Regions from separate parts of the Mus musculus genome. Here region 1 is linked to region 2. The links are chromatin loops, found by intact Hi-C in ENCODE. Cell type or tissue: heart. All regions are shown on one strand. Each heading gives the region's core, and the rest is flanking DNA. Links, peaks and the distances in the headings are about the cores only.

Evidence for each region. A loop is a pair of places that touch in the nucleus more often than their neighbours do. Peaks named below come from ENCODE experiments on the same cell type or tissue, not always from the same donor. Only the 100,000 strongest peaks of a DNase experiment are listed, where the experiment ranks them.
Region 1: a loop joins it to region 2, with 2.5 times the contacts of the local background. A loop is called at or near these places in 10 of 42 quality-filtered maps.

Annotation. Positions count from the first base shown.
Region 1 is chr9:15,100,683-15,112,222 of GRCm38, reverse strand. It overlaps Hephl1 (hephaestin-like 1), which reads left to right and starts at 115. Exons shown (of 20, transcript NM_001164797.1): 1 at 115-285. The coding sequence starts at 119. In heart, for the core only: a CTCF peak has its summit at 6,818; no DNase peak of the experiment used is centred there; H3K27ac peaks cover 1,479 bases.
Region 2 is chr9:15,027,711-15,039,250 of GRCm38, reverse strand. All of the region lies in intron 1 of Panx1 (pannexin 1), which reads left to right. Among named protein-coding and RNA genes, the nearest start is that of Panx1, 12 kb to the left of the region's middle. In heart, for the core only: CTCF peaks have their summits at 5,482 (motif pointing left) and 9,981 (motif pointing left); DNase peaks (open chromatin) are centred at 4,590 and 8,310; H3K27ac peaks cover 185 bases.

The DNA of each region.
Region 1 (11,540 bases), core at 1,908-9,907, 73 kb before region 2:
CAACCTCCTGAGGAGGAGGGGCCAGTCCAGTCCATTCCTTATTTATAACTCGCTCTGAGGGGGAGGGATCACCAGGTTGACTCCCTTTTCAGGCTGCCTACCGGAGTTACATTCACAAATGTTTCTGAAGCAGCCGGGTGGCTGCATCCTTCTCCAGTTCCTGGGTCTGCTTGGACTAGTTGGTGCAGTCACCAGAACATACTACATTGGGATTGTGGAGGAATACTGGAACTATGTGCCTCAAGGGAAGGATGTTATTACCGGGAAGAGTTTCTCAGAAGACAAGTGAGTGAACTCGGGGTCCCCATAGACTCCCTGGTTTGACCTCTTGGCAACTCTGGGTCAGGGAGGTTGTGTTGGTTGTGTTCGTTAGGTGGCTATGATGGAAGTGGAAAGGCAGGTTTCACTTCTGCTGAAGGATCCCTAACCCAGGTGTGTCTGTAACTTATGAGAGAAATTCCCATCTCTCTATATTCTCACTGAGCCACCTGCTGTTCTTGCCTGTTAAGAGATATCCACAACCAGGTGTTTTGAATAGTAGCTTTTCCTTGGCAGCTTCTAGAGGATTTTGGGACTCTGTTAAAAACAAAAAACAAAGGCAAACTTGTGAGAATTCAAGAACTAAGTGTCAGAGCTGTTTTCTTAGTGGTGTTTTGGGAATGTGCTGTATTTACCAGGCTGTATACAGTCTTGTTTTCCTTTCGTGATGTAAGATGTAAAACAAGGGTGATTATAACAGAAGTGGTCATAAAGAGTTTCCTGTGAGTCTACTCAGAAATGTGTCCTCTGTTGAGCCATTTGATTCACTGATCCATTTGGTCCCTTCATCCCAAAGGCCAATGCCTTCTCAATGCAGGGACTCAACGACACATTTGGTGAAGATGGTGCTGGAATATCTCTGGCTTTTAAGTTTAGCAGAGAGCATCCCTCCTCTCCAGGGCTCAATGTCTCTGACATCTTACTTGTTCCATGGTCTCCTTCTGAAGCCACCTGCTGGCTTTGTAAACTGTGACTGTGTGCTTTTGACTTCGTGGTTCTCAGTGCTGTAGATCTGGCAACTGAATTTATACTCCTTTCTTGATACCCAGAACCCATTATATTCAACATCTACTTTCTGTTTACTAAAGATTAGCTTATATGCTTAAATTCAGGAATGGCATGGAGTCTGCCAATAAATCTTCTGGAGCCAGCTCTCTTTGTCTAGAGGAAAGACCTAAGATCCAGTTGGCTTTGGTATTCAACTTCCCACTGTTCTAACACAATTGTGGCAGTCATGTCCAGTCTTCTAAAAAAAAAAAAAAAAAAAAAAAAAAACTAGTGAGGATTCTGCCAATTTGGTGGACAAAGAGTTTTTTTTTTTCCTTGAGCTTTGTACTGAAAGTTTTTGTTGGATTATTTCCAAAGAAAGTATTTGATACACTCTTGTCCTCTAACTTCTCTCCATCATGGGAGTGGTCTTTAACTAATGGACAAGACATTAATTAGAGCTTTGCTGCCAGAGAGAGAAGGCACTGGAAAATGGCCAGTGTGAACAGCTATAGGGCATTAGACTATTCAGAATATATACATGGAGTGTGATGTGGCCAGGAAGCTGTTGTGGGTTTTGTTTTGTTTTGTTTTGTTTTGTTTTGTTTTTTGACCCAGGACTTGTATTAGGGACTCTTAAATCCACATCTGTCCATGGATGTCATTATTCCCATTGTTTCAACCAGGAAGGAGGCTCTGAGGCTGACTACTTGCTGTGATTTAGTAGGCGCATGGCTTCAGCAGACACCTGGCTTGGATCCCAAGGCCCATGCTTCCTTTTTCCATGCAACCTATTTCTTGGAAATGTTGACCATTTCTTCCCAAGCTAAAGCTAGCATTAAAGGAAGGGAGAGATCTTAATGTCATAAACTTTCTAGAAAAGTCTTCAAGAGTGCATTTTATCTCACCTGCCACCTTCTCAGAGAAAAGTTGAAAATGGTCCTGAATGGTCAGTGGCCAAACCGACCTCCCACACAATGGTCTGGGGTCACATTGACTTCCTGAGTTTGCTTAAAACCTCCAAATAACGTAAATGCTCATGACTAAATTTCCACAAAACTGTGTACAAAATGAAAAGGGGGGGGTCTCTTTGTGAATCTCTTCAATAAGAAAAAGTTGCTTTTAATAAAGAGCAATGCCATAGATGAGAATTCTTAGGTGAAAAAGAAACTAGACACGTAGAAGCCATTTCTGTGGACCAGATCTGAGTGGGGCAGCCCCACATCAGTTTTAGCTCAATAGAAGTGAGTTCCTGGCTTTGGAAGCAGCTGGCACAGGTGATGTCACATTGATGATAGCAGGGTTTCAAGGCTTTACTTTTTACAGAGGGTCATCTATGAGAAGAGCTATGGCTATCTCTTGAAAGGGGAATGCAGATTAATCCATGGTGCTTACTGAAGGGAACCATGGTAGGTGACTCAGGGATAGTTACTAAGGAGTATCTTTGTAGTTGATAGATTTGACTGTAGTCTCCAGAACATATCCAGGCCATGGTGGAAAGACATATATGAGCCCATCTGTCACACTCTGGACTCACTCAAGCACCATGGCAACAGAGGAGAATGCCCGTCAACATATATTGAATAACTTTTCTTTCCACAGAACTGTTTCAGTGGCAGTATCTCATTGTATCTTTAAAGTAAAAACAAGTCCCTTTATCAGGATGGACAGATTCCATCTTGGCAGGCCATTGTTTGGGTACTCAGACGAATGTTTAGCACTCAGAAGATCCAAGAAGCCATGTGCCCAATGTTCCACCACAGTGGAGCAATCTTGAAAAACAATCTAGACTTCTAGATTCTGCTTGCTGTGTGGTGTTGAATGTGTCACACTATGTATTGTTTTTCTAAACATGGCTAAAGATGGAACTGAAATGAATCTCTAACATCAGTTGAACATCAGATTTTATTTTTGAAACCAAATAAAAAAAATTCTACCTAGTTTTCCAGTTCTAGAGAGGTTCCCATCAGCCTTGAAATTGAAGGCTTAGAAGACCTAGGAATGAGAGTGTGCATATGGGATTTTTTTTAGGAGGGTTCTGTATTTAATTTTATTTGCTCTCTCTGTATTTTCAAAAATAGATTTTTAAAAATGTGTGTCTGTGAATGCACACATGCATGTACAGGTGCCATCAGAGGCCATTTGCTTTGGATTCCTTGGAGTTAGAGTTATAGGCAGTAGAGAGCTTCCCACATGGGTGCTGGGAACCAAACTCAGATCCTCTGCAAGAGCAAGAGAAAAGATGACCCTTTTCTCAGACTCCCCTCCATATTTTGCAAATGCCAACTCCTTGTTTATAAAGTTTTCTCCTACAGCCCTGTGTGGATCCAGTCTGTTTCCTTTCTCACCGGACTGGGTTCCTCTTCATACATAGAGGCCATCTGTTCTCCTTCCCTCTCACCCATTACCTCCAAAGCCAAAGGAGGACGGAGGTGAAGAGCCCAACCTATGAATCCCCTCTCACAACACAGACACTTGTTGGTGGCCATACCATGTGTAGCAGGCCAAAAGCCAGACATCCCAAGTTTCTGGAGTCAAAACAAGTTGCTCTATCTATGCAGCTACCCTGGCTTTTTCCACTTTGGATAAGAAAAATTGCAAAGGAAAAGATAATAGGAGAAAAGAGGGTGAGTATCCAGGTTTCAGCAATGCCAAGACATTTGGAAGGCCAAAGTCAAACCTGTGCTTGGTCACAGTGTTCAAAAATACAGCTTGGCGTGCCAACCACTAATGTTCCCTAGAACGTGTAGGATTTCAGACGTGTGTTTTATTTAGAAACATTGTCTCTCTGTTCTCCTCTCCCTCTTCACTGGGTGGAATGGGGACACCGGCTCCTTTGATTTGCCTGGCATCACTGTCAGCATCCTGACCCATCTATGCCAGGCCTGCTGGGCCTCATAAAGAACTTAATTAAGGCGTGACTGTGCTTCAGTGGTAAAGCCTGGTCATTAATGGGGTTGAGTGGGTCATCTTAAAAGCCAGAGTTTTTACCACAGACCTCGTTAGGCAAGCACTGCGCGTGCATCTTCTTCCCAGTGGAATGCAGGGCTGCCTGTGGATGTGAGGTGCGCTTGATTATGATGCTGGCTGTTCTCTGTCAAAGCCTCAGCATTGGAGGGGGTACTAGAGAAAGCTCGTCTTACTGTGGTCAGAGCAGCCCATTGGTAGGGCATCGTTTGCATAGTCTCTAGGTGGAGGGCCTAGGATGTTCATCTGTCCAAAGAAAGGCTGATAGAGGCAACAGGAAGGTGGAAGGTGGCAGACAGGATTCCACAGAGCAAAGGGAGGGGCTTTATTTCATTAGTCCTTGGTCTTGGATGAACAGCAACTTTCAAGTTTCTTTCCCATTGGCATCAGTTGTGAACTTGGACAGGAGAAATGGTTTTGTGGGGAGAATACTTGACTTGTAAGCATGAAGACCTGAGGTTAGAGCTCCAGAACTCACATAGAGCCAGATATAATTATGATAGTGTGCATCTGAAATCCCAGCACTCCTACTGTGAGATGGGAAGTAGAGACAGGAGAATTCCTGGGAACTTAAAGGCCAGCTAGCCTCATGTATGCCATGACAGAGGGAGATATTATTTCAAACAAAGTGGAAGTTCAAGATGGTTGTACTTCATATGTTCTCTCTCTCCCCCCCCCTCTCTCTCTCTCTCACACACACACACACACACACTACCATCACCACCACCAACATCACCAACACCATAACAGCAACATCATCAACAACAACACAAGATTTCTAAAAACCATGAATAGCTTGGAGCTGTTGTTATATCTTTTACTGAGAAGTAGTTCATTTTAGTTCTCCAAAAAGAACAGGTTGAACAAATTAGGATTTTTGTATTTGCTAAAAGGCAGCCCAAGTGTGAGCATCCTAAAGTAGGTAGACAGACTGCATGGTGGAAATTTAGGGATAGTCTGTGTTTTTGGCCCAACTATCCTAACACTAAGCTTCCTTCTTCAAGAGTGTTCATGCTGCATCAGCTTTTAAAGGATCACCATGGGGACCTCACGCAACCATCTGGGAATGTAGCTCAGTGGTAGGGTGCTTCCCTATACGTGAGGCCCCAAGGTCAATCTCCAGTACAAAGGAAAAAGAAGAAATCCCACTGAGCTAATTTTGATATACTTCAGTGGATACTCATAGGAGACTGGAAAATAGCATCATTCAGTATGTGCTTCTTGATAGAATTCAACTCTGTCATGAGGAAAATTGGGGAACCATTGACACTATGAGCATCTGGAAGCTCCTGTCTCCTCACTCCCAGCAGTCAGGGACATCTTCCTTGTTCCTTCCCGCTCTTCCTGCCTCCATTGCTGGGCCCCTGTGATCTAAAGCACACACAGTGTGGCAGCTAAGGATTTCAGCATCCTTTCTGTACTCTGAGTTTTGTATGTTGCAGAGACCCATCTGATTCTAGGCAATGAGACTGTGAAAATCAAATGAGATAAGGTAGGACCCAAGCTCCAGGCAGAACTACAGGCATATAGACTTTCCCCAGAGTGACTTCATCTTTCAGAAAAGTAGGGTTAACAACACTTGGGGGTATATTGGTTTCTTATGCCTTCGACCAATTGGTTACAAACTAAGTGAATTCAGACACTAGCTATTTATTCTCTCCCAGTTTTGGAAGTTACAAGTATAAAATAAAAGCCACACTCTTTGTGGGTCTTAAGGGACAGACAGTGTTCCTTGTCTCTTGGACTTTTGAAGGTGTCTAGTGTTCCTTAGCTTGAGACCGATTCTCTGCAATCTAGACCTCCATTTTCATAAGGAATGGTCACCACTCTTTTTATCTCAAGGACTTCTAGAGACTAGGAAAGAGAAAGACTGAAGTGGCTATGTATCTCTTTTAACCTAAGAAAGCTGTACCAGAAATGATTATAGCGAAAACTGTGTGAGCTCTGTTGTACTAGACACACTTAGTCACAAAGCTTTGAGGAATTTTTTTGTGTTTGTTTTTTGTTTTTTGTTTTTCAAGACAGGGTTTCTCTGTGTAGCCCTGGCTGTCCTGGAACTCACTCTGTAGACCAGGCTGGCCTCGAACTCAAGAAATCCGCCTGCCTCTGCCTCCCAAGTGCTGGGATTAAAGGCGTGCGCCACCAAGCCCAGCTAAGGAAATTTTTTAAAACACAAGTTCTGTGTACTTCGAGAGACTTCCATGAAAATCAAATGAGACAAGGAAGACCCAAGCTTCAGGCCGAACTACAGGAATCGTAATGAAGGAATTACATGAGAGCACATAACCCAGATTGCTGTTAACAATTACCCATCTAATTAGGGAAGGTGTGGCTTCTGAGTTCTAACATGGAATCTGCCTCCACCCTTCTTGCCCAGTGCTGGTTGGTCTAACATGGTCCTGTTTTCATTTTTGTTACGCTAAGAGCCTAACCTGCCCGGGTCACATATTCTGCTGACCTTAGCTTGCCACTCATCTTTACCCATATCCACATGCCTCCATCACTCCAGCTCTGTATAGCATAACTGGCATCAACATCAAAACCATGGCACTGCCATTTACCTGTGTGTAGGTTTCCCAGTCAAATGTAACTCTCTTGAGTACAGGAACTGAGAGTGATACACCTTGGCCTCCATGTATAGTTCCAAACCTCAGTTGCTTCATGAAAGGTGATGAAAAAATAAACCCCAAATGTGCAGGGGATGAATCTCTGGTGGGGTGCACACACTTTGTGAGCCATGAATTCCTCAGACCCTAGCCCGGAAGCCCACCTCAGCATGGCTGGACAGCTTCTGACCACTGCCAATCTGACTGGCCTCTGGAGGTCACTGTTTCCATCAGTGTGGCCTTGGCAATGGCAACGGAATTCCCCGCCTTGGCTTTCAGACAGCTGCTAGCGGAGGACCTTCTGGCCCACAGTGGACTCCTGCACAGGAGAACCTGATATCTCTCTGTTAGCCAGCAGCTGTTGCTGTGCTCAGCTCCAGTGAGCCTCTGCTTCTTGAGAAGGATTGCCTTCTACAATTCACAGCAGTAGGACTTCTGTCCTGTGACTTCTACACACACTGGATACTCACAGACATGTGTTGTGTAGATGATCAAAGAAACTCTTGCTTCAAGCACCTGGCTTTCTATTCTTTCTTCTTTTCCTTCCCCCCCCCCACCATTTTGAATTTCTTTTTTAAAAATACTATTTTAAAATTTATTCCTGGTGTTTGATATGGTCTCATACTGTTTTTTACTTTCAGTATTTTTCAGTCAAAGTTTTCATTACAAGCCAGGTAAGACTCAGAAGCAGAGGCCTGTGGGTCTCTATACCAGCCTGGTCTACAGAGTGAGTTCCAGGACAACCAGCCTGGTCTACAGAGTGAGTTCCAGGCCAGCCTGGTCTACAGAGTGAGTTCCAGGACAACCAGGGCTGTATAGTGAGACTTTGTCTCAAACAAACAAACAAACAAACAAACAACCCAAACAAAACAAAAGCAAAAGAACAGGTCGCTATAGATTTTGTTGTATGGCATGGATGACAACAGGAATGATTTGTAACTCTGGCTGCATACCAGAGCCATGCATTTGCCATCAGCCAGGTTACAAGGCCAGTGACAGCCTTCACATTTCAAGGGCTTGTTCACAGAGTGCCACAGACAAGCTCCAGGGACAGCCTTTGTCCCAGAACCTGGAAGTCCTGGCTGCTTTGATTTTGAGCTATCACTCCTCATAGAAGCCCTCCTGTCAGCAGAGGAGCAGAGGGTCTTACAGTGATGCATGCCCTGACCCAGGAATGCTTTGTGCCACTTCCATGGACACCCTGTGTGCTGGGAGCCTAGAGTTACAACTTAGTGCAGAAACAGGACCTTTCCACCACGAGGCAGACGGGCAAGCTCAGGAAAGTTTTACCCAAAAAATAATTTAGTAAGAGTGGGGAAAATATGGAAGCTATTACTTTGCCAGGAAGTCTGATTCAGTGGCCCTGAAATGGGACAAATGTCCCTAGTGATTGCCATGAAACTGCCTAGTGACATCAGAGAGCAACTGCTACAGAAATCTCAGCCACAGTCATACGTTGAGGGACAGGACTGACATCTGCCTAAGCACGTGCAAGACATGTCGCTGTATCACTCAGGGAACTGTGTGACATGCTGCCCTGCTGTGGGGAGGTTAGCCACACTTTCCTCCCCTGCTGCTCTGTCCCCTCTCTTGTTTGATGGGTTTTCCAGGCCAGTCATGGTAACACCTATGATTCAGAGGGTGATGGGGAAGACTCTAGTGGGGTTTGGGGTTTGGGTCAGGACCTTCCAGCAGTGTGTGAGCATGCCTGCTCAGTTCATGTGATCTCCTGTGCGTGCCAGGAGACAGGGTGGAGAAGTGTGGAGCATCCTAAAGCCTGCTTGAGTGGCCAGGACCGTTGCACAACCTCTTACCCATCAGTCTGAGCGCAGAGGCACAGTATCGCGGTTGTCACTGCCCTGCTGGGTGACCTAGTGTCTGTCAGTTGTTATCAGGCAGCTCTGCCCACGCTGGTGCTGCTCGGTAGCTCGTGGGTGACTCACTCTTTCCTCTAAGCCTGTTCAATTAGGGGCTTTACTGAGAGTTCTCCACTCCCCCCAAGAAAAAGCAAATCAGCACACCCCCAAAACAATGTTTTAAATACATTTCCATTTTGTGTGCACAAATCTGAAATGTGGCCATGGAAATCCAAGGTTCCTTTTTGGTTTAAACTGTACCAACCCTAGGGTGTAGCTATATCGCCTAAACCCTCTATTCTAAGTAGTGTGTTTTTACATTTTATAGTATAGTATTTTTAACAGTGAAAGTGAGGTCATATGTACAAAATAAAAACCCCTATAGTATAAATAGATAAGCAATCCCATCCCCCACTCTTGCCTGTGGTCTCTGTCAGGCATCCAGTGGATTTTTAGATGCTTTCATTGCATGTTCTCATGTGTATATTAAAACATCCAAGCAGATGGGTTGTACTTCATATTCTGGTGTGCAGTGTTGGTATTTTGGTGACAATATGGCACTGACACGACCCCCCCACCCCATGTGATATGGATTTGTCATCCTGTTACTTACATAGCACCTGTTGAAGAACATGTCTGTTTTCTAGACTTTATTACAGCCATTCTCTACTTTTTAAACAAAATGGCCACCTTGTTGGTCCTGTTGTATAGATTGGAAGCTAGACCCAGGTTTCTGCTTCTGGGGTTCTGGCTCTATGGCTCCTGGGATACTTACTCTTCTCTGGGCAGGATCCACTCCTTCCTGAAGGTCTTGAAGCCATCGCTTCTGCCATCATGGCAGCTTTCCTGGCTGGTGTGATTAGTATGAAGGGTGGGCAGGGTTGGCATGTCCTAGTAGTGTCCAGGGAAGAACAGGGAGGCAGTGCCTGGGCAGGTGAGTGATTTGGGGCTCAACCAACTGATATCTGCAAAGCTGTGTTCAGTTCTCACTTGAAGGAGGGGCTGACCACTGAGCAGAGAAGGCAGTGAGGCAGTGGAAATGCTCAACCTCCCTTTGACTGAGCCAATGATGCTTACTCTGAGGTCCACAGACCAGTCCTCCTTGGAGTTGGATTTAGTGGTCACCTGTTATTATAAGGACACAGCTTTGGGGTCTCCCTGACATGTCCCCTAACTCCATCATAGGAAACTAACCAAAGCCTTTCTCTCAGTCCTGAACAATCCTCCGCCCAGAGAATCTTTGCAAGTTGGAATTCCCTCTTCCTTCAAAGTCATTTCCAAATGTTATCTTCATGTGTACATGTGGTATATGTTTGTGGCAGTATTCATCTGAAGGTCAGAGGACAACTTGTGGGATTCAGTTCTAAATTTCTACCACATGGCTTCCAGGGATCAAGCCCTAGTCTTCAGGCTTGGTGTCACCTTTTCTTGCTAACCTCTTACTGGTCCCATTGCTTTAGCTTGCCTTTAGTGTCATGCTATATCTGCTTAGATGCTTTTGTTTTTAACTTGCTACTGTTTGTAACTGAAAGGAAGGCAAGATGTTTGTAAGAGGCCAGCCGGCATTAATAGGCAGCCCCAGAAAACTAAAGCCAATAATAGCATGTTTTGGATTTCTGAGATATGATGGCCACACTTTACCCTGGAGCTGGGCATCATGGGATGATGCCTGTGTCATTTGATTAGCAGGGGCACCTAGTATATGAGCAAGCAAGGAGTTTTCCCTGGACATAGCATTCCAGAAGAACTCAACTGTGTGCCAGGCATTGCATCATCCGTGTGTAGACAGGCCGTGCAAGATCCTGAAGCATAATGCAGCCTCCTGTCTGGCCTGAGCACAGACAAGATCAGCTCCAGAGCAGACAGCTGTGTGACCGCCCTCGTTTCCCCATGTGACACACCTCAGCCCTGACTACTTTTCTAAGCAGTTAATACCAGAGATGAAACAAAAGACAAAAATATGCCTGCCATTCTTACATGCCTGGAGGATACGCCTCGGGCATGACAACCCAAGCTCTTCTGCAAACATAGCTTGCAACACTCTCCCACCTCTAACTTGCCAATTTATGGGCAAACTCAGAGGGTTGTTGTTTGCTAGTTTGTTTATTTTAGGTTTCAAGGCAAACAGCAATGCTTCCATGGAATTTGCAGTAGAAAATTAGACTTTAGGAAATTAGTGGGAGTTAGGAATAGTAAAGTTGTTTGTCTTTGATAAGCATACCCTTCACGGACAGACAGAACTCGTTCTGTTACTGGTATCTGCACAGAGCACTAAGTTTACAGAGAAAGGGAAGAAGCTGGGGCTGGAGTGATGGCTCCATGGCTAAGAGCACTCGTTGCTCTTGTACAGGATCTGGGCTGGATTTCCAGCATCCACACAGTTATTCACAGCCATCCATAGCTCCACTTCTGGGTATCTGATGCACTCTTCTGACCTCTGTGGCACCAAACATGCATGTGGTCTACATACATACATGCAGGCAAAATGCACTCACATAAAATAAAACATATATAAAAAGGGAAACATTTCAACTGACTTTGAAAGATACTTGGAAGTAGATACAGAGAAACAAAGCAAACCAATCAACCAACCAAACAATCAAAAAATGAAGTAGAGAGGGACGAATTTAGATTAACCATCTAAGGGATACTGTCCATTAACACAGGGACAAGATAAAGGCAGGACCTGGGTGTGACTTGTTACATCTTGCTGAACCAGAAAACAACCCTGGTTCCCAAGTTCCAATGATTGCTAGATAAGCCCCACCTCCAAGAGGTTCATCTGTCTCCAAATAGCACCACTATCTGGGGACTGAATGTTCAGGTACACAAACCTGTTGTGGAAGCTTCACACATGGGCAGATGTGCTGTGTGCCAAGAACATGAAGAAGATGAGAACTTAGAACAAAGAGAAAGGAAAACAGGTAGGGAAGGAAATGAGAGCTGGCTTCTTGTAGGGTAATTTAGCCACGCAGACTGAGCACCTGGGTCTCTGGCCTCACTCACATGTCTTCTCCTCCTCTGTCTGCCTAAATGCTTCTACCTTCTAGAAAGTTCCCATCTTCTGCTCACCAGAAGATGGGGT
Region 2 (11,540 bases), core at 2,062-10,061:
GGAGTACTACTCAGCTATTAAAAACAATGAATTTATGAAATTCTTAGACAAATGGATGTATCTGGAGAATATTATCCTTAGTGAGGTAACCCAATCACAAAAGAAGTCACTTGATATGCACTCACTGATAAGTGGATATTAGCCCAGAAACATAGAACACCCAAGATACAATTTGCAAAACATAAGAAAATCAAGAAGAGAGAAGACCAATGTGTGGATACTTCATTCCTCCTTAGAATAGGGAACAAAATACCCATGAAAGGAGTTACAGAGACAATGTTTGGAGCTAAGACGAAAGGATGGAATATCCAGAGACTACCCCACCTGGGGATCCATCCCATAATTAGTCATCAAACCCAGACACTATTGCATATGTCAGAAAGATTTTGCTGAAGGGGCCGTGGTATAGCTGTCTCGTATGAGGCTATGCGAGTGCCTGGCAAATACAGAAGTGGATGCTCACAGTCATAAGATGGAATACAGGGCTCCCAATGGAGAAGCTAGAGAAAGCACCCAAGGAGCTGAAGGGGTCTGCAACCCTATAGGTGGAACAACAATATGAACTAACCAGTACCCCCAGAGCTGCATATGTAGCAGAAGATGGCCTAGTCGGCCATCACTGGGAAGAGAAGCCCCTTGGTATTGCAAACTTTATATGCCCCAGTACAGGGGAATGCCAGGGCCAAGAAGCGGGAGTGGGTGGGTAGGGGAGCAGGGCGGGGGGGGGGGAGGGTATAGGGAACTTTCGGGATAGCATTTGAAATGTATATATATATATAAATATCTAATAAAAAAGAAAAAAGAAGAAAAAAAGAAAGAAAATCAGGCTGTGGGCCAGGCCGTAGGACATTTTCTTAATTAATGATCGATGGGAATGTCTAGCACATTGTAGAAGGGGCTGCATGTGGGTACTGGGAGGGGTGGGGGAGGTGCTAGGTTCTGTCCTGGCACACGGTGCAGATTCTGCCTGGGTTGTCAGTATGTGTCCTGGGGCTGCCGCTGAGGCAGGCAGTTGTCAGGGCAGTGTGACTGTCCCCCTGTGTCCTTGGTGTCAGACCCAGCAGGCATGCCTTCCGCTGTGCCATGGCTGTTCAGATGGTTTTCCAAGTTGTCCTAGGGAGGTGCAACAGATTTGTTCCCTCCAGAGACCGGGGCTGAACCCTGCACAGGGGACAGAACCTTCCTTCCTGGTCTATAGTGGTGTGAATGACAAAGGCTCCCTGGTCCCCAGCTGATGGAACTGTTTGGGAAGGATTAGGAGGTGTGTCACTGGGGTGGGCCCCCCATCAGGCCCAGTCAGGTTTTCTCTGCCTGCTGCCTGTGAGTCAGGAGGTGAAGCTCTCAGCTATTGCTTCAGCACCATGCCATCTGCTTCCTGCAGTGATGACCACAGAGGAGCTAGCAAGCTCCCTGGTAATGCTTTCCTTTATAAACGGTGCTTTGTCATGGTGGCAGGAGAACAGCAGCTAAGACGCCAGCCCAGCTTGTAGGAGTTCTAAGAAGAGTCTCCCTGTGGTGTTCACTGTGAGAGCTCTCAGGGCAGGGCAGGTGGTCCGTGCAACTTTCTTGCCAGTCTTCCTTGCCTCCTGATTTCCCTCTAGCAGGAAAGGGTTCAGGAAATAACTATTCAACATCAATGTTAAATGTAGTTTGTCAAAGGCTGTGTGTCTGTGTGCATTGGGCTGTGTTTGTTAATGATCCAGTCATAAAGGGAAAACTAAACCCTCCCCCTCCTGTGTGTGTGTGTGTGTGTGTGTGTGTGTGTGTGTGTGTGTTACTCTGATAGCATTTTAACATAAGATTTAAACAGTGCCAGAAAGGCAGCTCACTGGGTAAGGAAGCTGCCAAACCTGAAAGCCAAGGTTCAGTCCCCTGAACCTTCATGGTAGAAGGAGAGAACACACACACACACACACACACACACACACACACACACACACACATGAAAATACATACAAAGTAAATAAATGGGAAAATATTAAAGATTTAAATATATGCATTGTGTTGCAAATTATTCATTTAATATGCCTTGGGGATGTTTCTATGCTCTTGCTTGGGGGGGGGTGAGAACATGTGTGTGCATGCATGTGCAGACAGGCACATGCATTCACCTTGTTCAGGCAGGCTTCTCTTATGCTATGCTCTACGGGGCAGGGCCAGGGAGTAGGCAGTTTTTCCATCTCCACCCCCATGTCCTCAGGCTGGTGCTTCAGGGGCCTTTACCCCTGAGCCCCTTCCTGACCCTCATTGTGCTACTTGGGGGTAGAGCTCTGTCAGCGTGACTGCTCCTCGCAGTCTTTTAGCTGCTGTGTCATGATGCATCAGCTCAGGGCAGCCTTTGTGCAAGCAGTTCTCCAGAGCAGCTGCTCTCAGCCTCTGCTCTCTTGCACGCTTCCCAAACATCTTTTATTTATGATTTATTTCTACTGTCATTTTAAAAGAAATTAAAGCTTTGAAATTTAAAAAGTATTTATCTTGAATAACATTAATATATTTGCCTCACATTATATATGTGATATCTAATACATTTTTTTTAAAGTAACCTCCAAAGCTTGAATGGCTGTTTTGTATAAATCTGGAGAAAGTAGAGTAGAAAGCCACACAGCCTATGGTGTTAGTTACTGCCTCTGTCTGGAAAGGGCCCCAGGCTACTCTTTGAGAGAAGGCAGTCACTCTGGAGCCCTTCAGAACCTATGCTCCCTATCAGCAGGCTCAGGGCTCTTTAGTTCTGTGCCCCTTTTTTTTTTTTTTTTTCTAATCTCAGACTTAAAACTCTACATTTAAAAAGTGTGTGTGTGCGTGTGTGTCTAGGAGCACGCATCCCTCTTTCATACTAGTGGGCACTGTAGGGAGTCAGGTCGCCTTCCACCATGGGATCTGGGATCTGGGGAGCCAGTTGTGGTCATTTGGTGTGCTTAGCAGATGTTTTTGCCCTCTGAACCATCTCGTTGGCTCAGCGCTGCCCATTTTTAGGTTGTTGTTCGTAAATTGAGGTGTCATGTCCAGGTTTGTAGTAACCTGTTGACATGATTTCACTGAAGTCTCCTGAGTCTTGGGCTCTAGCTGTCACGCTTGGCAGTGCCTGGGGCTACCCCTTGCCTTCTGGCTGACTGCGTTACTTTTCAGCCGGTAGAGATAGAAGACTGCTTGTTATCCTTGCCTTGTGAAATTGTTTCCCATCCTTTGGAAATCAGTGATTCCCACCTCTGTCTGTCTCTACCCCCACCCCACCCCCTTTCTGGCTTTTTTTGCGACACAGTTTCATGTAGCCTAGGTCAGCCTCAAATTTCCTAGCCTCTTGCCTGCTCTCCTCTGGTGCTGAGATTACAGATGTGGTGCTGAGATTACAGATGTGGTGCTGAGATTACAGATGTGGTGCTGAGATTACAGATGTGGTGCTGAGATTACAGATGTGGTGCTGAGATTACAGATGTGGTGCTGAGATTACAGATGTGGTGCTGAGATTACAGATGTGGTGCTGAGATTACAGATGTGGTGCTGAGATTACAGATGTGGTGCTGAGATTACAGATGTGGTGCTGAGATTACAGATGTGGTGCTGAGATTACAGATGTGGTGCTGAGATTACAGATGTGGTGCTGAGATTACAGATGTGGTGCTGAGATTACAGATGTGGTGCTGAGATTACAGATGTGGTGCTGAGATTACAGATGTGGTGCTGAGATTACAGATGTGGTGCTGAGATTACAGATGTGGGGCTGAGATTACAGATGTGGGGCTGAGATTACAGATGTGGTGCTGAGATTACAGATGTGGGGCTGAGATTACAGATGTGGGGCTGAGATTACAGATGTGGGGCTGAGATTACAGATGTGGGGCTGAGATTACAGATGTGGTGCTGAGATTACAGATGTGGGGCAGAGTAACTGCTTCTTCTGCTTTTGCTTGTGTGGTTTTGAAACAGTGTTTCTCTGTGGAGCCCTGGCTGTCCCGAAACATACTCTGTAGACCAGGCTACCTTCCAACTCACAAAACATGCTCTGTAGACCAGGCTACCTTCCAACTCACAAAGGTTTTCCTGCTTCAGCCTCCCGAGGTGTGCGTCACCACTGCCTAGTATACTTTTAATTTTAAAGCTAAAGGTCTTGACAGACAGACAGACAGACACACACACACACACACACACACACACACACAGAAGAGAGAGAGAAAGAGAGAGACTGTCTGACTTACTTTCATTTTTGAGCCATCTTTTCTGTCTACGTTCAGTTAGCTGCTTTACATAAACTTTATTAGGAAGTTAGAGTGGCTTTGAAAGTTTTCCTCTAAGTGTTAACATCTACTTCACACTTGGTCTAACCTGGGATTCCTGAGAGCTCCCAGGCTGCTCCTCTCTGTCCGCACCAGGCAGTCATTTGCAAGATAGAAGGTTGTACCGGTTCAGTGTTTGAACCCAGAAGCAAGGGCAGAAGCCTGGCTCTGGCTTGGTAGTGGGTGGAGCCACCAGCTGTGAAGGGAGGGAGATGAAGTGCAGGTGGACACAGTTGATGGTATTTGGCATGAATGTTGAGTGCTGCAAGTTTCCACTAATCAAGTCTCCACTCAGACTCAGGCCATGAGTGGGATCCCTGACTGCTGAGATGGGCCTGGGTGGGAAGGACTGGCTGTTCCTCTTTCCCGCGTCCTTGGACCATTGCCCCCAGCATTCTTCCCCCTCCTAGGACTTCCTTCCTCTCCTGAACACTCCATTTGCTCCCTGTGCATACATGGGAGTGACTAGGAGAGCAGAAAGTCAATTCCTCTTTAAGAACCAAGGGAACACAGTTAAGGTATTTATTTCCCACAGCAAAAACAGCTGGGTCGGTCACATGTGACCAGAAGGCACCTCTCCTAAGATCAGCTTCACTCTGTGAGGACACTGAACTAATACTAGTTAGGAGAGACACTCCCTGGTACGTCAGACCCCAGGCTCTGGCTGGTGTAGTGTAGGCACAGGATCTTGGGGTGGGTCACACCGCATTTGGATGTTAGATGAAAAGCTTTCGAGTCCCCTTTCCGTACCGGACTCCTTAAGAACAGCACTTGCCACTTGAATGTTTGAATCTGTCTGTGAAACCCATGTGATCTGTGTAGCATGTCCTTGGCTTTGCAGGAGTCTCATGACACTGTCCTCTTAATGGTGACAGTCCCCATAGGTTCCTTTCACTTATAATCTCTGACAGTACGGGGTGGAGATGCTCAAGGGCTTATCCACAGAAGGTTTCTTTGTATCAGGAATTATGAAAGCTGGCTTTTAGAGGATATCCTTGAGGGAGAAATGATGGCGTCAGCTAAGCCGAGTCTTGCTTCAGGTTGGGGCATTTCTAAGTATTAAGTCCATATTTCTCAAGAACTGTCTTTATGGCAGTGGATTTGCTGGAGAGTTTTAAAAGATAAAACTAGTAAGTAGGTAAGGAATTACTAATCATGTGTACACTAAAAAAAATGCAGCACGAGACTCAAGAAGCCAGCATCCTGCCCCCTGCTGGCTGAGAAGTGATAACCAGAGCTGCCTTTTCTTTGGTTTGTGTGTGTGACAGGGGAGTGGAGTGGGGAGTTTGTCACTGGTCTAGAACTTGGCAAGTAGGCTAAGCTGGCTGGCCTGCGAGCCCCCAGGGGTCCTCTTGTCTCTACCTCCCCTGCACTGGGGGTATGAGCACCAACTACTGTCTCTGGGATTTTTTTCCTATGTGTTCTTGGGGGCCAAACTCAGGCAACTCGTTTCATGCCTAAAATGAAAAAAGTTAGTTATGTAACCTGTTAGAAAGGAAAAGAAAACCAAGTGCCTATTGAATATAATTGTTTGTGTTTATTTGTTTTGTTTTTAGAAAGCAACAGCAAAGAAAAGAGATCCTAGAAGCTCTCCTCAGGGAAGGCCTGACCTGATTCCCCCTGCATGCTAACTTAACCTTGGGCACATTTACTGGACTTTCAGAATGCTTCTAACAACCTGCTCTTAAAGGCATGTTTGGAAGTTGTCACACCACTTGTTTCTTTTACATTATTCTTGAGCTAACTTCCCCCATCTCCCTCTTGCAGTCTCTATGTGTTGCATGCCCACTGTGGGTCTGTGCCAGCTTCTCCAACTACCCTCTAAAAACAAAGCCCAGGGCCACCAACACAATCCCCCTACTATAAGCTTGGCCAGTCTGCATTGCTGAAAGGATTTACTCCCTGGCTCTCATATGTCGCATATGTTTCAGTTGTGACAGACAGACATCTCTTTCTACCATGTGAGCTCCATGCAGAGACTCCCCACTGCCTTTCTGACACTACACAGAGGCCTGGGTGCTTGGGTAAGGTCTGTGTGTGCCAGCTGTTAGCAACAAATTTTGCTGGCTCTGTAGTGCATGTGTGAGAGTGTGTGTGTGTGTGTGTGTGTGTGTGTGTGTGTGTGTGTCTATGCACACGTCCGAGTACACACCAAGGGCGTGTAGTGTTTGGCTTGATCACTTCTTATTCCCTTGAGATGGGGCAAGCCCTATCGCTCTCTTCCTTATTCCCTGGACCTCTTGCCCTCCTCCTCCTGTCCCCCGCAGACCTCCGGTTACAGGCCCACGTGATCATGCTCAGCTTTCTATGTGGGTGTGCACATTTGAACACAGCTTCTCATGCTTCCTCGGCGAGCACTCTTAGCCACTGAGCCATCCGTCCAGCCTACCTGAGTGGTTTAAATGATACCTTTTTATGAACTTGCATCTCAGCTCAGCATTGGCTTTCTCGAGTTGATTCTGGCCGTCTTGTGTGTTCTATGTAAATTGGCTAACCTTGGAGTCTAATTATACAGACATGATCCAGCCACAGGTCTGTCTGTTTTTTTCCCCTCTCCAGTCATATGCGATATATATATACATATACATATATACATATATATATATCTTGAATCATAAACTAGCTAAGTATTGATTAGACTATTATTTAAATGCTCTGAGTTCATTTGTAAGACACAGAATAATGGCAGTAGTTCACAGGTTTCTTTGATTGGATGCAGTGTGGACCGGTTACTTTCTATTGCTGTGAACAAATTCCCTGACAGAGATGACTGAAAGGATGAACGATTTGTTTTGGCTGATGGTTTCAGAGGAACCTCAGCCCATCGGAGCCTGTTGTGGTGGGAGCCTGTGGCTGTGGCTCTTACACCATGGTAGACAAGGAAACACAGGGTGGCCTGGCCTATACTAGAGGCCTTGGCTGTGACCTCCAAAAGCCTGACCCTCATGACTTGTTTCTACTCATTGCCCACCCCCAGAGAGTCTACTACCCCACATAGCATCAGCAGTTGGGGAGCGAGGAACATTTTAGGCTCGAGCCATCACAGCTGTCCTGGGAATCCCAGTGGGACCGGTGCTTCCAGCTCATAGCAATGAATGAAGCAAGCTGAAGAGGAGTATGGTGTGTACACGATGCCGTGTGTACAGTCTCCGTGGGTTTCCCCAGATCCCTAGCGTTTCACAGAGAAGTCACGTCTGCAGTCACGAGAGCTACATAGCACCCAGCAGAATAACACAGGTGACTGACATCACTGCTAAACAGGAAGCTGGCATCTTACGCTTCTCTAACTGGCACTGTAAGGAAAAAGCCCTGGCCTTCCCTGTGCTCTACCCCAGGTGCAGAAGTCCAGAATATGGAAAAAACCAGGCAAGCACAAATGAAGGTGCACCTTGCTTTGTATGGAGAGCCTATGCTTTGCACGTGTTAGGAGTGTGTTGACAGAGAGGCATAGTTGTCTCTCAGGGAAGTCAGGGTGCACGCACGCCTTTGATCCCAGCACTTGGGAGGCAGAGGCAGGCAGATTTCTGAGTTTGAGGCCAGCCTGGTCTACAGAGTGAGTTCCAGGACAGCCAAGGCTACACACAGAAACCCTGTCTTGAAAAACCAAAAGAAAAAAGAAAAAAAAGAAAAAGAAAAAAAGAAAAAGGATGAGGTAATTACAGCAACATCCCCTTTCACTTTTAAAGTCCTGTGTGCCCAAGATACAAATTTGTAACTAATTTCTATGTGTCTGAGGCAGTTTGTCTTAGGTGACAGAAGTATTTAAAGAATTTAGTCCTTTCTCTCTCTTTAATCTTTGAGGTACCACTGAGCGCCTCTTGTGCCGTTCTTTTACATTCATGGGACGGCTGTCAGACTTCTGTTAGGTATGTACAAGTTTTCTTTGGAAGTGACTTCTGGCACAGGAGTGAAACCTCACACACCACTCAGTTCCATACTGTCGGTTTCCCTGGATATACTCCTGGTCTTGGTCGCCTGTGTCTGGCTATGTTGTCACACACTCTTCCCTGACCACGCTTGCCAACTTTTTTTTGTTTCTCTGGCTGCAGGCCACAAATCCCAGTTCCTACTGCTGCTACGGACAGAATGTTGCTTGTCTCCTTGTAGAGACAGAGCTGTCCTGGTGGCGTCTTGTCCAGTTTGTGGGACTGAGAAGGAGCATCATCTCCTGAAACTCCTCTCTCAGTTGGTGGTAAAGTATCTGGGGTGTGTTAGAGGCTCCTGTAGATAACGCCTGTGCCCATCCTAGCAAAGAGCAAGTGTTACAGAGAGGTGGGCTCTACGGCCCAGGCCGGTGCAGAGGAGTCCTTGTGAGTTAACCTGGCCGAACTGCTACGAAAATCACTTTAGTTCCATCCAAGGCTAGGCTATAAAAAGTGCTTATATTTTCTCACTATTATGAAATATGTGCATGCTTATAAAGTATTCCTACAGAGGAAGGGAAGGCAGTTTTGGACAAATTGGGTCTTCCATAACTTAACTGCAGAATGTCTTGTGTTTGAACCTGAAGGTGAGTTTGGATACAAGTTGGCTGGAGAAGTGCAAGGAGGGAGGAAGGAAAAGTTACTGTGGAATTCTTGGAGCTTTGCTGGCTCTCTGGTGGTTGGGGAGTCAGTTCCATTATGCACACATGCTAAGTCGCCTGCAGCACGTTTTGGCCTGCCCTGTCTCCTGAGACTCGCTCACTGGCCTGCCCTGTCTCCTGAGACTCACTGGCCTGCCCTGTCTCCTGAGACTCACTGGCCTGCCCTGTCTCCTGAGACTCGCTCACTGGCCTGCCCTGTCTCCTGAGACTCACTGGCCTGCCCTGCCTCCTGAGACTCTCTCACTGGCCTGCCCTGTCTCCTGAGACTCACTGGCCTGCCCTGTCTCCTGAGACTCGCTCACTGGCCTGCCCTGTCTCCTGAGACTCACTGGCCTGCCCTGTCTCCTGAGACTCACTGGCCTGCCCTGTCTCCTGAGACTCGCTCACTGGCCTGCCCTGTCTCCTGAGACTCACTGGCCTGCCCTGTCTCCTGAGACTCACTGGCCTGCCCTGTCTCCTGAGACTCTCTCACTGGCCTTCCCTGTCTCCTGAGACTCGCTCACTGGCCTGCCCTGTCTCCTGTGACTTGGTGGCACAGGCGCTGGCCACCCTTCTCCTTTCTATGTTGTCTTCATGATTCTCTTAGTGATGGTTCTCACTGAACTTGGGACTTTACAAGAATGGTTTTCAGGTTTTTTTCCCCTGCATCCTTAAATGTAGCTGGTTCTTTCAAGTGCAGTGCTTTGAAGGTTGTTTTATGGTCTGCTTGAGTCCTTTATATGAGATAGATGTGTGCGTGCATGTGTGTAATATACAGTAAAGGAATTATAATTATTTTTTTGTGTGAAATAAAAACACTTTGTTGACTTTAGGACTGTGCAGAAGACAGCAATCAGCACTGTAATCCCGGTCCCATTGCTTTCCTGTGCACCTCCCAGAACAATAGTCACAGCATGTGTCTCCCTCAGTCACAGCCACAGCATGTGTCACCCTCTGCAAACTCTTTCCAAGTCTTCAGTCTCAGACCCAGTTTTACCCAGAAACTGTCCCTTCTCTTTCCTCTTTCTTTGTTAAAAATGGGGAGTCTGGGTTCCTGCCTCTCCCTAGTCAGGAGTGCCTCCCTTTGCTCCCTGTAAATGGGGGACAAAAGTGAACAGCAAGGGCCATGTCACTCCCTGCCCTCTGCTGCCCCCTGTAGTCTGCAGTGTGGCACTTTCTAGAAACCCACAGGTTTCGAGCTGTGGGTGTTTGTCAGAAGGCACAGACACACTCCAGCCTCGATCCTTATCTTGCCCTTGCTCTCCTGCCCTGTTCTGTGTCAGTGTTGTGTATGAGCTAAAGAAAGGGGAGCAGTAGCAGAAGTAGGCCAGAGCACACACACACACACCCCACCCCCCCACCCCCCCACCCCCCTCCCCCCGTTCAGCTTGAAGATGGAGACAACCCCACCTGGCGTTAATGTCCTGGAGAAACTGTGGCTGGCTCCCTGTTGTCCGTCCTGTGTCTTGGGCCACACTGCTCTGTTTTCGCCTAAGCTTATGCTGCTGCTGCAGATGTGGATCTAGGCAGTGGGAGAGGCCATTGGGCTGCTCTTCTGCTCAGGGTAGAGGTACCTACAAGGTAAAGGGAGACCTTGGTGCCTCGGGTTATCTGCTTAGCTGATGAGACTTTCTTCGGGGAGCCCCGGAGAGCACATTTTTTTCTCTTCAAGATCTCACCATATTTTGCCAGCTCCATGGGTGTGAATCCCACAGCTGTCTCTACATTTCAGCCAACCAGAAAGAGGGTTTTTTGTTCTTCTTAGCATGAACCTGAACTTGTGTGTGCTATAGTAATTATTTGTCAATCAAGGATCAGGGACCCAAAATTCCTTAGAACAACTTGAGGGAGCATGGTGTAGTTGGTCTCATAGTTGCATAAGTGCAGTCTGTGGGTGCTTGTCGTGGGCCTCGGACTATGGGATCCTGGGGGAGAGAAGCAGAATGAGACTGGACAGGACAGGGAACCAGTTACATCCTGCAAAGGCATACCCCAGCGATCTGCTTTTCCACAAGAGCCACACAACCAAGTTTCCAGAACTTCCCAGAGTAGTACCACCACCTGGGGACTGAGTGAGCCTGTAGGAACATTTCGAAATTCAGGTCATGACATGCGCATTCTGTATAGAGATGGCCAGAACACTGGAGATTCCAGTGCTTTCCTGCGACTGACACAGTGGTGTGGACCCTGCGAGACTTGCTGGGGGGTCTTATGGGGTTCTTTTGTCAAGTGTCGAGGCCGCAGGCTTCTCGGTAGGCTGTATAGCTGGGTGCCTATCCAGTGCCCCTCTCCTGGTAGTCCTCTCTTTATTCCAGCTTTTTTTCTTAGTTCTGTGTCTGCCCTAGCACGGCTTTTGGCTTTTTTGAGTTAGTTTCCCATTCCTAGGCAGAAAATACCAAGTCCTGGAGTATTGATCTATTTCATTTGCTGGAATGTTCTCAGCCATTGCCAGAAAGATCTCCACTTCCAGCCACTTGGGGGCGCCATCTGCTGAGGCCACCCTAGTGGGGACTCCTCTAGAGGCAGGCTGCTGGAGTCGCTGAGTCCAGGGGCTTGTGGAAAGAGGGGTGGAGGAGGGCTGGACCACTTTGAGCTTTAGTTCCCTCTAGGGTAAAGGAAATAGGCTGGTTCTCCCCCATATGGCAGTCTTGAGTAGGTGGCAATCAGAGGAACTGGTGGTGTCCAGTGAGTGCCAGTCGCGTGCT